Regions from separate parts of the Homo sapiens genome. Here region 1 is linked to region 2. Evidence: chromatin loops called from intact Hi-C (ENCODE). Cell type or tissue: heart right ventricle. All regions are shown on one strand.

What was found. Hi-C counts contacts between places; a loop is a spot of excess contacts. Peaks named below come from ENCODE experiments on the same cell type or tissue, not always from the same donor. Only the 100,000 strongest peaks of a DNase experiment are listed, where the experiment ranks them.
Region 1: it touches region 2 in a loop (4-fold over the local background); 2 of 110 quality-filtered maps call a loop at or near these places.

Annotation. Positions count from the first base shown.
Region 1 is chr14:100,211,296-100,219,295 of GRCh38, reverse strand. All of the region lies in intron 1 of YY1-DT (YY1 divergent transcript), which reads left to right. Among named protein-coding and RNA genes, the nearest start is that of YY1-DT, 23 kb to the left of the region's middle. RefSeq lists enhancers at 885-1,386, 4,326-4,375, 5,053-5,553 and a silencer at 4,596-5,315. In heart right ventricle, no CTCF peak of the experiment used is centred here; DNase peaks (open chromatin) are centred at 4,675 and 5,175; H3K4me3 peaks cover 1,800 bases; H3K27ac peaks cover 1,942 bases.
Region 2 is chr14:99,992,403-100,000,402 of GRCh38, reverse strand. It overlaps a transcript of EVL not described here. Among named protein-coding and RNA genes, the nearest start is that of EVL, 69 kb to the left of the region's middle. In heart right ventricle, a CTCF peak has its summit at 4,470; a DNase peak (open chromatin) is centred at 4,438.

The DNA of each region.
Region 1 (8,000 bases), 220 kb before region 2:
GGCTTTCAAGGTGATTGTGAGAATGAAGTTAGGTGGTACATATAAAGAAACTTAGCTTGGTGCCTTCTTCCTGGTATATCCTAAGTGTGTTTCCATGAAGAGCACTGGGACGTTGCTATGGAAGCACAGAGCAGAGGAGGGGTGAGCACTGGCCAAAAATCAGGAGACCCGAATTCTACTCACCATGCTACCAATGCAGTGTGACCTTGGGTACATCCCCTCTGGGTTGAAATAGATTTGTATGTATGAAAAGTGCCCTAAAAAGTCACAACTGGGCTGGGTGTGGTGGCTCACGCCTGTAATCCCAGCACTTTGGGAGGCCAAGGTGGACAGATCACTTGAGGTCAGGAGTTCATGACCAGCCTGGCCAACATGGTAAAACCCCATCTCTACTAAAAATACAAAAATAATTAGCTGGGGCTTAGTGGCGCACACCTGTAATCCCAGCTACTCCGGGCGGCTGAGGTGGGAGAATTGCTTGAACCTAGAAGGCAGAGGTTGCGGTGAGCCAAGATCACACCACTGCACCCCAGCCTGGGCGACAGAGTGAGACTCCGTCTCAAAAAAACAAAGTCACAACAAAAAGGGCCCATTTCTGCCAGCTTCCACGTGGGCTTTTATAATAGTTTACAGGAGCTCACTGGGTGCGCCCAGGACCAGGGTGGGGAGACTGAAGCCTGTGGAGCAGGCCACGGCAGGACCAGGCAGGGCCTCCCACGTGCTGTCCTGCAGGACCTCGCTCACTGAAGACGCCATCAGTCAGGCCATCATCAGTTTGCCCAGAAGCTTGTGAGCACCAGCAGACAGGGCCACCTCTCTTTTACCCTGTGCCTTGCTAGAATCAGCCGGGGCTAGGAAAACAGCGGTTGATACAAACAGACATGAGTGGCAGCGGGTGGGCACTGAAGCCAGGCTTCTAGCCCAGGCCCAGCAGGTTCTGTGAGCAGGTGCTGTGCTGTTGACCAGTGCCATTCCTGTTCCAATGAGGCATCGAAGCTGGCACAGGGGGCTTTGCTGGGCTGCAACAGGTGTTCAGGATGGGGCTCAGAGGTTGGCACTTGGCAAGCAGAAGGGGCACGGGCTGGCCAGTAGAACAGCGCTGGGGTGCACGAGGCAAGAGGTAGAGATAAGTCACTGAGAAGGGCAGAAGTGGGGGGACCTGTTTCCAAAGCACTAAGGCTGGTGGCCAGAGCCCTGCCGGCTGCATCAAGTCAGGAGAGTGTGCTCCTGGAAGCATGGGCAAGCGGGGGAGACTCAACCTTAGTTCTGAGTCCAGAAATAAAATGGCCCTCTATTACACAGTTATCTTTGACTCCTCAAGCCCCTCTTGCTTTCACATTGAGTCACTAAATGCTGTCCTTTTTCTGATAGTCTCTACATTTTATTCCTTTGCTTTCAATTTGGTGAGAAAGGTATACATACAGAAGTGTATACAAAAACTGTGCAAAGAAGTTAGAGAATAATTGTATCATGAACCAGCACCCAGGTAAAGATATAAACACAGCCAGCATCCCAGAGGCTGTGCCCCAGCCTGACCATGACCGTTCCTTCTCCCTACAGGTCCTAGTGCAGTTTTGTGATGTGATACAGCCTTGCATTTCTTTATTGCTTTGCACCATTGGGGTTTTAATTGGGATTGCATGGATCTTATAAATCACATGGAGAAAGTGGACTTCTTTTAATGTTAATCCATGGACGCGGTATATCTCTCTAGTTACAATGTCCCCTTTGTCTCACAATCAGGGTTTCTGATTTTCTCCATAGAGATCTTGTACTTTTAAAAAAATTGTTTTCTTGGCTAGGTGCGGTGGCTCGTGCCTGTAATCCCAGCACTTTGGGAGGCCAAGGCAGGCAGATTACTTGAGGTCAGGAGTTTGAGACCAGCCTGGCCAACATGGTGAAATCCTGTCTCTACAAAAATACAAAAATTGGCTGGGCGTCATGGCGGGCGCCTGTAATCCCAGCTACTTGGGAGGCCGAGGCAGGAGAATTACTTGAACCCAGGAGGCAGAGGTTGCAGTGAGCCCAGATCGTGCCATTGCACTCCAGCCTGGGTGACAGAGCAAGACTGTTTCAAAAAAGAAAAAAAAATTGTTTTATTTTATTTCTTTCCTGAGATCTCTGTATGTACTTGTTTTATTAAGAGGTCTGTGATATTATTATAAATTTTTTTTTTTCTTTTTTGAGACACAGTCTCGCCCTGTCGCCCAGGCTGGAGTGCAGTGGCACAATCTCGGCTCACTGCAACTTCCGTCTCCTGGGTTCAAGCGATTCTCCTGCCTCAGCCTCCTGAGTAGCTAGGGCTACAGGTGTGTGCCACCACGCCCGGCTAACTTTTTTTGTATTTTTTAGTAGAGACAGGGTTTCACCGTGTTAGCCAGGATGGTCTTGATCTCCTGACCTCATGATCTGCCCACCTCGGCCTCCCAAAGTGCTGGGAGTGTGAGCCACCGCACCCAGCCTATAAATGATTTTTCTTGCTGGATGTTTTAACTGTTACAGCTGGAATTTTAAAATGCAGCTGAGAGTGCCTATAGTCCCAGGTACTCAGAAGGCTGAGGTGGGAGTATTGCTTGGGCCCAGGAGGCTGCATTCCAGCCTGGGCAACATAGCAAAACCCCATCTCAAAAGATAAATAAAAATTTTTTAAATGAAAATGCAGTGGGTTTGTGTATATTGATTTTTATATCTAGCAAGCTCACTAAACTCTCATGGTAACTTACCTTGTGATTCTTTGGCTTTTATATCATCTCTAAATAATGACAGTTTGTTTTTTTCCTTTCAGATCTTTATATCCTTTTCTTTTTCCTTGCCTTTCTTCCCTGGCCTGGACTTCCCGTACAGTTTGCACCCTACTGGAGGTGGTGACAGTGGGCATCGTTGCCATGTTTCCATTCTCACAGGGAAAGCTATCATTGTTCCTCCACTATCTACGATGTTTGTTATGGGGTTTTACAGCTACCCTTTGTCAGGGCAAGGAAGTCCCTTCCATTCTTAGGTTGCTAAGAGTTTTTCTCATGAGTGGATCTTTAGTTTTCTCTACGAGCCTAGAGAGGATGGTATGTCTTTTCCTTTTTTCCATTAAAGTGATAGATGATGCTGAGTTTTCCAATGCTGACGGACCCTGCGCTCCTGAGAGAAACAGGCTTGACTGTGTTGTATTGTCTTTTTTAGAAGCTGCCAGATTCAGTTTGTTACTCGTGTAGGATTTTTGTGTCTATTTTTCATGAATGAGATTGCCCTGTCCTTTTTCTTTTTCATATTTCCCTTATTAGGTGTTGGTGTCAAGGTTATCATTGCCTCACCGAACCAGTTGGGCAGTCCCCTCTTTTTCTGTGTTCTGAGTTTGTATAAAAGCGGAACTCTTTGTTCCATACATGTATATTAAAACTCACGGAGGATGCCATCTGGGCCTGGAGTTTGCTCTGCAGGAAGGTCGACTCCTGATTAACTTGGTCTTTCATGAACCTCCCATCCTTCCAGACCAGACCACCTCACCGGTGGACCATAGTGGCACCCTAAGGAGCACTGCCCCAGGCCTCCTCCCCAGCCAGTCTTCCTGTTCCCAGCTCTCTCCACCGGTCCCCACTGTCCCCTGATAAAATGTAGATTTACTGTCAGACTCAGGGCCCTCACCTGTGGCCAAACCACTTGCCTATCCTACCCTTCTGCTGTGTCCTGCTGAACTGGAGGCACGCCTGGGCCTCCTGTGCTGGAGCCTCCGCCCACGTGTGGCCCATCCAGACTCCTCCTGCCACTAGGGCCACTTCTTCCGGGAAGCCTGCCCTTCCCTTTAACTGCAGGGCCCTGTCTCCTATAGCTCCCAATTTCCACGTATGATCAAGACCGCTCTGGGGTAGAATTATAATCACTCCCTACCCAAGTGAGTGATCCGAGAGGATGGGTATATGCTTCCAGTTACTTGCTTATTCGGTCAACAAAACATACGAAGCACCAGGCACCATATGGAGCTGGAATACATCAGTAACCAAGACTCACAGCTTCCAGTCTCCAGAGCTCTCCAGTGAGTGGAAATAAGACAGCTTTCACTCGACAGGTGAGCACTGAAAAACGAGTTTTAATCACCCAGAATCCCACTGCTAATGGATGAGAGCATTTCTTCTCTTCTCCGCTTTAAAAAGGCGTATAATTATCTACCTGAGTAAGTACAAGCTACACACTACGCTAATTTACGGATAAGGAAACCGAGGCGTGGGGCACTGAGGCTGAAGCTGGCCCGGCTTAGGAATGCTTGGGGTCTGGATTTTGACTCAGCAGGTTGACTCGGAGCCTCCCTGCCTTCTTGAAAAAATAGAATGTGTGTTGAGCTCTGTCCTCGTTTGGGCCTCGAGTTTCACTTATCTTACTACAGACACCACCTTGGGAACACGAAATGTGCATCTCGCCCCTATCTGGGTGTCACCCTCACCGGCTCCCTTGCTTTCTTTTCGGGCTGTAGGGGCAGAACCCAGCCCGGGAGTTCGGAGCCTGGGCTCTCCCGGCGCTGCCATCAACTCCCTGTGATCCCAGCTCGTCACTAGGCCTCTCTGCGCCTCTTTCCACCTGTGTTAGGCGGGGCTGGGATTCCACCCCTGGCGATGGGCGTCGAGGATCCAGCACAGCCGGGGCGGGGCTAGGCGGGCGCGGGGGACGAGGGGCCCCGGGGAGGAGGGCGGGGCGGGGCACGAGGGCCCTGAGAGCCGGAAGCGCGGGGCGGGGCCTGTGCCGGGTGCACCTCGCGAGCTAGCTGCCGCCCCGCCTGTGTCGCGGTCGTACCCTCCGCCCTCTGCGCCGAGAGCCGCTGCCGCCCGAGACCTTCGAGGGCTCCTCGCCCCTGCTTCCTGGGAGACCCTCTCCGCTGGGAGAGTCGCAGTCACGGAGCCGGGGGACACCTGTACGGGCAGGCGGCCGGCGAAGGCCCGGCCCGAGAGGAAGCGGGCCCCGAACGCCGCAACTGCCTGGGAAGCGGCTTTGCGTGTGCGCGGCGAGAGTAGCGGGGCCATTGCCGGGCGTCTCAGGCGCCCGGGGCACCTCCGCCCTTCTTCCTGCCGCAGCTTCCTCGCGGCACTGGGAAGGGCGGCGGGAACGCAGGCGCTGCGCCGGGCGAAGGCCGCGGCCCTGCTCTCATCCTCAGCAGTTGGGAGGCTGGGGCTGGGCTACACCGACCCGAGCGGGGGCCGGGCGCGGGCCAGGCTCCTCCCTCATCTCCGGCTCCGTGGGCCGCGTGGCTGCCCCTTGGCAGGCTCTGCGGGGTCCCTGTCCCTGCCTGGGTAGTGTGCGCCCTTACCCTCCCGCCCCGCTTCAGGCCCTGCAGTTGAGAACACGGCGCCCTCGCCCCAGCCTGGTCCTCGCTCTAGATCCCGACCCTGACGCAGCCTGGGGAAGCCTACAAAGCCCCTCTCAAAATATTTTTAGATGAATAAAATAACAAGATTAGGAAGGAAGGCTACTATGGTAAATAGTTGGCTGGTCGCGGGGCTCACGCCGGTTTTCCCAACAATTTGGGAGGCCGAGGCGGGAGGATCGCTTGAGCCTAGGAGTTGGAGACCAGCCTGGCCAACATAGTGAGACCGTCTCTACAAAAACTTTTTTTTTTAATTAGCCGGGCGTGGTGGAGCACATCTGAGGGCCCAGCTACTCGGGAGCTGAGGCAGGAGGATCCCTTAAGCCTGGGAAGTCAAGGCTGCAGTGAGCCGAGATGGGTGCCACTTCACTCCAGCCTAGGCGACAGAGTGAGACTTGCAGAAGGAAAGAGAGAAAAGAAATACAGTAACAGTTAATAAAATTCTTAACACACATGTAATAATGTATTTTACTCACACATTAAATAACAAGACTAAAGTTGCAAGTCTAATATTCACCATGATTTTGAAATACCAGTGAGTATAAATGATATTTAGAGATTTCTGCAACAGCTGAAATGTGATATGAATATATCTGGGTTTCTCTTGGTGACAAAGTCACAGGGACAGCTAACACCTACTACTGTGGGAATTTTAATATCAGAGGTGGGTGAAAATGAGATCGCATACATTCCTTCAACCCAAATTCAGAAGCCCCCTGGCTTCTATCCTCTGACCTCCCTTCCCCTCCCCTCTCTCTGTGGATCCCAGGTTAAGAACCCCCACCCATGTGACGGGGTGTGAAGAGCTCAGTGGGAGGGGCAGAGAGGAAGAGCCTCCCTGACCCCGGTGTTTGCCTAAAGAGAAGCACAGAGCCAGTTTTCATACTCTGGGCCTTTGCACATGCTGTTCCCTCTGCTGGGCCTTCCCATCCCCCTGCCCCCTCTGCCACCCCAACCTCCTGTCTCCTTGAAAATACCCTACCCCATGCCACCCCCAGCATGGGGTTTCCTCTCTTCTCTTGCTGTCTAGTATCTTCCCAGCTCCACACAGAGCCTGTGTGTTGATCTCAGGGGTTTGTGTTCAGGCCTGGCCTCCTGCTGGGCTGAGCTAGGCAAGGCCTGGGCTGGGGCTGCTCCATCCCTAGGGCCCATTTCAATACTGGTGCTCAACGCATGTTTATTGGATGGATGGATGGATGGATGGATGGATGGATGGATGGATGGATGGAAAAGGTCATGCCCACCATGTTTTCTAAGCATCTTGCAGTCAGCAGCCGCCTGACTCATCTTTGGGCACCCTCCCCTGGCAACAGCAAAGGCTGTGTCACCAGCCCTTCCGACCAGGCTCCTGAGGGGGGTCTTGCATACCTTCTCACAGGTCGTGTCCTAAGATCCCATTTCACCAGTGGGGAACCTGGCCCTGGGAAAGGTCAAGGCTGGCTCCCTTGGTCTGGGAGCTGGCAAGTGGTGCATGAGGGATTCCATCCAGCCTGCCCTGGCCACACTGCTATCCGGTACATCAGCTCAAAGGGCCTCTGCAGAGGCCAAGGTGATGGGAGAGTTGGCCACATGTGAGAATAAGCCCATGCCCTCTGGAGGGAACTCTACTTTGAGTGATAACACTTCTTAAAATGGTTAAGTCATCATTAAGACAAAAACCAAATACACTTCTGATTTCATTCACCCTGTGCACCCGTGGTCACCCCAGCCAAGGGAGACTTGGTGATGCAGGGGATTGAGAAGCAGCCACTGTCTCGATGCTCCCAGCATGGTGGGGGCACCAGGAGTGTGAGTTGGAGGGGGGAAGGAGAGGGCAGGACCACTGGGGCAGGCTGGGAGGGCTTCACGGAGGAGGTGCTGCTTGGGTGAGGCCTAAAGGTCAGTAGGAATTACCTGTATGCAGGAGAGGATGGAAGGGAGTAGGAGGACACTGTAGTCCAAAGGCCCGAGGGGTGAACCTGCAAGTCCCATTTGGACAACTGAGCTCAGCTTGGGGAGCTCGGCCCTTAGGAGCCTCCGGTACAGCACACGAAACCAGTCAGCCACAAAACCAGGAGGTGGTTGTTAAGTTTCTTCTACCCATGCAGGTAAAGTTGAGAGAACCGTGAACTGGTTTCCTGCGGAGAGGATCCTGGAGCACAGTCCATGGCTGGGAGCCTCCAGACCTCGGGTGCGAAAGGTAGTGATGGGAGAAGGGAGGACACCCCAGGCAGAGGACACGACCTGGACACAGAAGTGGAGACTGGATTGGGAGTAGAGGAGTGAGGCTGCCTGGTGCCTCAGAGCTGGAGGAAGAATGACAACTGAGCCTGGACACCTGGGCTGGGGCAGGACACCTGGGACACTGGGAAGAGCCTGGGGCACTGGGAAGAGCCTGAGGCACCAGGCTGAGGCACCTGGGGCTGGCGGGCAGGAGGGCGCGTACGGGGGGAGCCACGGAGGCCTTTGGATACTCTAGCACTGTGTGGAGGATGGCGGAGAAAGGCTCGCACAGGCCCCCTGAGCCCGGCATGGGGATCCTGGGTAATAACCACACCTACCCACCTACCCAATGGGTACAGACCTTTTATCTCATTGGATTCACCCAACATCTTATGAAGAAGGCAGAAAAGTTTATTCACTTATCCAAAAAACATGATCCGTTTAGATCTGAGCT
Region 2 (8,000 bases):
GCACTCCAGCCTGGGTGACAGAGCGAGACTCCGTCTCAAAAAAAAAAAAAAAAAAAAAAAAAGAATGCAACAGTTTGTCTCTTATCTACCTATGACCTGGAAGCTCCATCCTTGCTTGAGTTGTCCTGCCTTTCTGGACAAAATCAATGTACATCTTACATTTATTGACTGATGTCTCATGTCTCCCTAAAATGTATAAAACCAAGTTGTGCCCTGACCACCTTGGGCACACGTTGTCAGGACCTCCTGAGGGTGTGTGATGGACACGTGTCCTCAACCTTGGCAAAACAAACTTTCTAAATTAACTGAGACCTATCTCAGATATTCGGGGTTCACACTTCCTATTCCATTCCAATACTGGTGGACTAGCTGTAGATCAATGTTTCTGGTGAAATAACCAAAAATGCCAGGTAACACAGTTAAGCAAGCAAACAAAAAGCACTTCTAAAGGCTTCAAATGGCTGTGAAGACAGTAAAGAATTACTAGGCAAAAACTAAAGAGAAAAACAGGGGTTCCCCAAAAGACAAATGAGCACAGAGCCCCTTTTGCCCTGAGGGCATCTGTTGATCCCAGAAAACACAAACTTTTGTGCTGATGGCCTCACAGGGGAAGAGAGTGACCCCCCACCACAGTATGCCCTCTTCATAGTAAGCTCCAGGGGTCCACAGACATCTCTCTGCAGAAGCAATCCATGGCGCCTCAAAGGAAGAATTCCTACCACCACCCATAAATAAAGGCTGACATGTTTTATTTTAATTTTTTAAAAAGTGTTAGAGACAGGGTCTTGTGTTGCTCAGGCTGGTCTCTAATTCCTGGCCTCAGGTGATCCTCCTGCCTCAGCCTTCTGAATAGCTGTGATTATAGACAGGAGCCACCACATTTAGCTAAAAGTTAAAGTGCTGTTTATTGAGTACTTATTATGTCCCAGGCACTGCTCTACATTCTTTATATGTGTCAGCGGATTTAATCCTGAGGGAATGGCAAAGAGATCTTGTTATTTTTCCCATTTGATAAATGAGGAACCTGAGGGACAGAGAGGTAAAGTAATTTGCTCATGATCACATAGTTCAAAAGTGGCAGAGCTGATCACACTCAAATTCAGGCTGCCTGACTCCAGAATCTGTACTCTTAATCACTACAGAATAAGTTAAAACCAAAAGGGCACAAATATATTTATTCCTATGTGACTTCAAATAGCAAAAAACTAAATATCCATTGGCAAGGGACTGGTCAAATAATGTATGGTAGACACAACAGAGTACCAGTCACTAGAAATATAGCCCTTCACTAACTGCATGAACATTACTACTGTTGAATAAAAACATTATAGAAAATTATTATAAATTTATAAATTACTATAATTTATAAATTATAAAGTATAATAAACATTTCCACAAATCAAATAAAAAAGCAAATATAAAAGTATAGACAGTATATTCTCACTTATGCACCATCATAATATTATACACCACATAGTGTAATAGCATGGTCTTGAGATTCAGAGACCATTACTGGACCTTGGACAATTTACTTCATTATTCTAAACACCAATTTCCTCCTGAGCAAAATGGGGCAACATTATGTATCTTGGAGGGTTTTTTGTGAGAATCAAATGATATAATGCATATAAAGTTGCTCATCCTAGAACCATACATAAACGCTAGTAAACACAGTTATTCCATTATTATTATGCTTTTATCTGTATATATGTTTGTATAAAAAAAATTTGGAATCATGTTAGCCAAAATGCTAACTACTACTAATTTCCAAGGCATGTCAGATGATTTATTCTTTATTTTTGTACTTTTCTGTATTGCAAAATTTGTAGAATGAGCAAGTATGATTTTTACAAAACTAGTAACTTTTATAGATGCAGACATGTATATATATGTGTGTGTGTATGTATCTCCTCCCAGCATACAGATAACAATGCTTGTACAAAATAAATACTCCTCTATTCTGACAGCATTAAAGTGATAAGACAATATCTCAAATTAGAGATCCATGGGAAGGAGAAAGAACAAGCTGAGGAGAGTCAGATCTTAGACCCGGAACACCACTATGCATATAATAAATATTTTGTTGTGCGGAGTGCAGGGGCTCATGTCTGTAATCCCAGCACTTTGGGAGGCTGGGGTGGGAGGATCACTGGAGCCGCGTTTGAGACTACACTGGGCAACACAGTAAGTCCATGGTTCTACAAATAATAAAAAAATTAGCTAGGCATAGTGGCGCAGATCTGTGTTCCCAGCTGCTTGGGAGACTGAGGTGGGAGAATTATTTGAGCCCAGGTGGTGAAAGCTACAGTGAGCCATGATCACACCACAGCACTCCAGCCCGGGTAAAAGAGCAAGACTTTGTCTCAAAAAAATAAAAAATAAAATAAATAAATGAATAAATAAAGAGTTGTTGAATGAATGAAGGAACAAATGAATTGAGAGGCAATACAGTACAGATGGGAGACTATGAATCCAAGAGGTTAAATGACTTCATCAGTCAAACCTTGCATTTCTAATCATGCTTGGTAACAGAAAGGGAACTGTATAGAGTATTTCCCCTTAGGAAAGGAGAGGTAAGGGAGGAAAAATAAATCTGTAATTTCAGCTCTGCTTAATGAAGAGTAGGGCAGAGGTTGACATCAGGGAACAGAGTTTGAAGTTACACATGAACATCACTTCCTTCTAACGCAAACAACCAATAAAAGGAGAAATCTGTGTTTATTGCCTCACCTGACCTAGTTCTGCCCTAATTTTGGATGTACAGAACCCTGATAGGTCTGTCCTCTCTTCACCCATTCCTCAAAACACTGACTTCAGACCTATCTCCATTTCACAACAACTCTACTCCCACGGCCCTCCCCATACCTTTCTTGTCCTAATCTTTTCCTCTCCCAGAATCAAAATCATTCATCTTGGTCAATGGACACTAAGCATATACTGCATGCCCAGCTGTGGCATAAGACACCTTAATCTTGTGACCTGGACTACATAAAGGCTAAGCCTATGTACTGACTAATACGTACAGGATGGTTGCCTCCCTGCCCTTCAGGCAAGAACAACTGAGCAAGAGAAACTGAATTGTGATCATTAAACACCTACATCATTCTTCCCTTCCAGCTTCTTAACTTCCTCAAAGCTTGGAATTCTCAATGAGAAGCTGGGCATTTACATTAGCCATACAAGAAATGCCAAAGGAGTTACACTTAGGCAAACAATTATTTTTGCAAGTGATTAAAAAAAGGAATGCGTAATAAAGATGGGAAATGACACAAACTGAAGGTCTACATCATGTAATAACAGAGTATCTAAAATTTCTGAGTTATGACATTTTGAGCAGTCCAGTCAGTACCGTGACTCTCAAGCTTGGAATTGCTAGTCTACAATTTCTAGCCAAATGGGTGTCACCTCATCACTCCGTGCCTCAGGTTCTTCCCCTATAAAAAGAGGGCAGTAGGCCGAGCGCAGTGGCTCACGTCTGTAATCCTGCACTTTGGGAGGCCAAGGCAGTTGGATTGCTTGAACTCAGGAGTTCGAGGCCAGCCTGGGCAACATGGCTAGATCCCATCTCTAAAAAAATACAGAAATCAGCCAGACACGGTGGCATGTGCCTATAGTCCCAGCCACTCTGGAGGCTGAGGTAAGAGGATCACTTGAGCCCAGGAGGTTGAGGCTGCAGTGAGCTGTGATTGTGCCACTGACCTCCAGCCTGGGTGACAGAGCTAGACCCTGCCTCAAAAAAAAAGGGGGAAGGGGGAAAAGAGAGTAGTAATCATACCTACCTCTTGGAGATATTGCAAAGATTAAATGAGATAATGTATGTTAACTGGTTAGAACAATGCCTGGCATGTAAAAATACTCAACAAATGAGTTATTTTTACTATTTATGTTAATTGAGAAATAGAATTGAAGTCCCCTTACCAAGTTGCACTTTTGAACTCAGAGTTCACATTTTATCACATTTCATGAACTATATAAAGGGATTAAATTAGTTCCCAGAGAAGGTTGACTCCAAAAGAGAGAGCACAGGAAGATGATGGAATAGAAAACACCAGATCCTCCTTCCCCTATGGAGATGAATTAACAATGTTAGATGGCCTCTGTGAGAAATCCAGAAACCAGTTAAGAGGTTTCTGTACCCCAAGTATGCCAAGAAGAACCTCATGAAAGCCAGCAGAAAAGTTCATGGCATATACTTTCCACAGCCTCTCCCCAGCACAGCATAGCACCATTGGAAAAAAAAAAAAAATCCCAAATCCCTTCTTTCTTGGATGAAAAGATAAAAGTAGAGCACACATTCAATGTTCTCACTTTGATGGGGTGGTGGGGGAGGGGGGAAGCTACCTGAGGGACTGGTTTCTTAACTGAATCTAAGACAGAAGTGGGCACCAGGTTGGAAGCCACTGAAAACAAAGATCACTGCAACTGGCTGTAGCACCAGAGAGTGTGCAGTACCACTGACAGACGCTAGGGAGAACTCCAGTACCAAGGCTTGCCACAGCACCAGAGAGGAAACAGTACCACAGATGGAAATCGGGAAGTGAAAATCCTGAGTACAAATAGGTAAACCTCAACTAGGGTATTACATGCATAGAGAAGACTCAACCCAAGAAAAGGCTTGAGAGTTCTCCAGATTATCTAGTAAAGTTGACTGGTGATGATCTCTCCCTGTACAAAGCCAGATTGTAAGGACTGGGAGGGGTGCTGTTTTTTCAAATACTCAAGTCTCAACAAAAGATAATAAGGTATACAAAGAAACAGGGAAACATGGCCCAATCAAAACCACAAGTTAAATCTCCAGAAACTAACCCTAAATAGATTTATATGAATTACCAAAGAATTCAAAATAGCCACTGTAAGGATGCTCAATGAACTAAAAGACAACACAGATAGAAAACTAAAGAAATCAGGAAAACAATGCATAAACAAAATGAGAATATCAACAAAGAAAAACTATGAAGAGCCAATTGAAAAATTAACTAGAGGGGTTCAAAAGCACTTAACTAGGCAGAGGACAGAACCACCGAACTCAAAGTCAAGACATTTGAAATTACTGAGTCAGAGGGATAAAACGAAAAAAGAATAAAGAAAGGTGAAGAGAACCTCAAAGAACTTATCGACTACCATCCAGTGAAATAACATGTAAATAATGGACATCTCAGAATACAAAGAAAAAGACAAAGAGGCAGAGAGCCTAAAACTTCTCAACTCTGAGGAAAGCCATGGAGACACAAATTCAAGGTTAAAAAAACTCCAAATAGAATAAATCCAGACACGCATACTAACACACGTAATAACCAAACTGCCAAAAGTCACAGACAAAAAGAGAATCCTGAAAGCAGCAAGAGAAAGGTGACTCTTCATGTATAAGGAAGCTCCTATAAGATTATCAAATAATTTCTAAGTAGGAATCTTGCAGGCCAGAAGGGAGTGGGATGATATATTCAAAGTGCTGAAAGGAAAAAATAACTGTCAAATAAGAATACTACATGCAGCAAAACTGTCCTTCAAAATGAAGGAAGGAGAAATGAAGACTTTTTTCCCTTCTTTCAGATAAATAAAAGCTGACACTAAACCTCCCCTACTAGAAATGCTAAAGGGACGTCAAGTTGAAATGAAAAGATGTTAAATAGCATCATGAAACCATGAGAATATACAAAACTCCCTGGTAAAGGTAAATATGTAGACAAATATAGAATCCTATAGTATTGTAATGTAGGTGAGTAAATAACTTTTAAACAGTATAGAATTTTAAAAACAAAAGATAAAAAGTAACTATAAGTCTGTTAATGGATATGAAATAAAAAAGGTAATTTGTATTATCAATAACATAACGGGGTGGACAGGGATGTAAAGGAGTAGAGTTTTTAACGCAACAGAAAGGAAGTTGTTATTAGTTTGAAGTAGATTGTTATAACTTTAAGATGTTTTATGTAATTGTAATGGTAATCACAAGTAAAATATCTATAGAATACATACAATGGGAAATGATAAGGGAATCAAAATATGTCACTACAAAAAAAATCAATAAAACACAAAAGCAGCAACAAGAGAAGAAATGAGAGACAAAAAGCTACAAGGCATACAGAAAAACTATTAACAAAATAATAGTAAATCCTTCCCAATCAGTAATTACTTTAATGTAAATGGATTAAAGTCCAATTAAAAGACATAGATTGGTTGAATGGATAGAAAACCAGAATCCAACTATATGCTGTCTACAATAGATCCACTGTAGATCTTAAGACACAAATAGGCTGAAAGTACAAAAAAAAAAAAAAAAAAAAAAAAAAGCCAAAAGGCTGGGTGTAGTGGCTCACACCTGTAATTCCAAACTGGATACAACTTAAAAGAAACTGACAAATTCCTAAAAATATACAACCTACCAAGACTGAAGAAATAAAAAAATCTGGGCTGGGCACAGTGGCTCACACCTGTAATCCCAACACTTTGGGAAGCTGAGGCAGGCAGATCACCTGAGGTCAGGAGCTCGAGACCAGCCTGGCCAACATGGTGAAACTCCGTCTCTACTAAAAATACAAAAAAATTAGTCGGGCATGGTGGCGGGCACCTGTAATCCCAGCTACTTGGGAGGCTGAGGCAGAAGAATCGCTTGAACCCAGAAGCAGAGGCTGCAGTGAGGGAAGACTGCGCCATTGCACTCCAGCCTGGGCAACAAGGATGGAACTCTAAGTCAAAAAAAAAAAAAAAAAAAAAAAAGAAAGAAAGAAACAATCTGAAAAGACTTATAATTAATAAAGAAATTGAAGCAGTAATCAAAAACCTCTCAACAAAGAAAGATGTCTTCACTGGAGAATTTTTCCAAACATTTAAATAAGAATTAACATCAATCCTCAAACTCTTCCGAAGAATTGAAGATGAGGGAACACTCCCAAACTCATTCTATTAGGTCAGCATTAATCTGATACCAAAACCAGACAAAGACAAAATAAGAAAACTACAAACCAATATCTGATGAATACCGATGAAGGAGTCCTTAACAAAATACTAACAAACTGAATTCAACAACACATTAAAAGGATTAAACGACCGGGCGCGGTGGCTCACGCCTGTAATCCTAGCACTTTGGGAGGCCAAGGTGGGCAGATCACGAGGTCAGGAGATTGAGACCATTTTGGCTAACACCGTGAAACCCTGTCTCTACTAAAAATAAAAAAAAATTAGCCAGGCGTGGTGGCACGTGCCTGTAGTCCCAGCTACTCAGGAGGCTGAGGCAGGAGAATCACTTGAACCTGGCAGGCAGAGGTTGCAGTGAGCCGAAATCATGCCACTGCACTCCAGCCTGGGTGATAGAGCAAGACTCCGTCTCAAAAAAAAAAAAAAAAAAGGATTATACGCCACCACCAATGCCTGGAATGCAAGAATGGCTCAACATACAAAAATCAACGCAATACATTAACAAATGAAGGACAAAAACCATATAATCATCTCAATTAATACAAAAAAATGCATATGACAAAATTCAACACCCTTTCATGATAACAAAACAAAACAAAACACTCAAAAAACTCAGAATAGAGGAAACTACCTCAACATAATAAAAGCCAGATAGGAAAAGCTCACAGTTAACATCATACTCAATAGTGAAAGGATGAAAGATTTTCCCCTAAGATCAGAAGAAATAAGGCAATGATGTCCATTTGCATGTATGGTCAAATAATCTTCAACAAGGGCACAAAGAGTACACAATGAAGAAAAGACAGACTTTTCAACAAACAGTGTTAGGAAAACTGAATATTCATATGCCAAAGAATGAGGTTAGATCCTTACCTTACACCATACACAAAGATTAACTAAAAATGGATTAAAGACCTAAACATAACACCTATAACACTCCTAAAAGAAAACGTGGCGGAAAAGTTTCAAGACATTTGATTTGACAATGATGTCCTGAATATAATACCAACAGCAAAAATAGACAAATGAGACTAAATCATATTTAAAACTTCTGCACAAAAGAAAACAATCAACAAAGTGAAAAG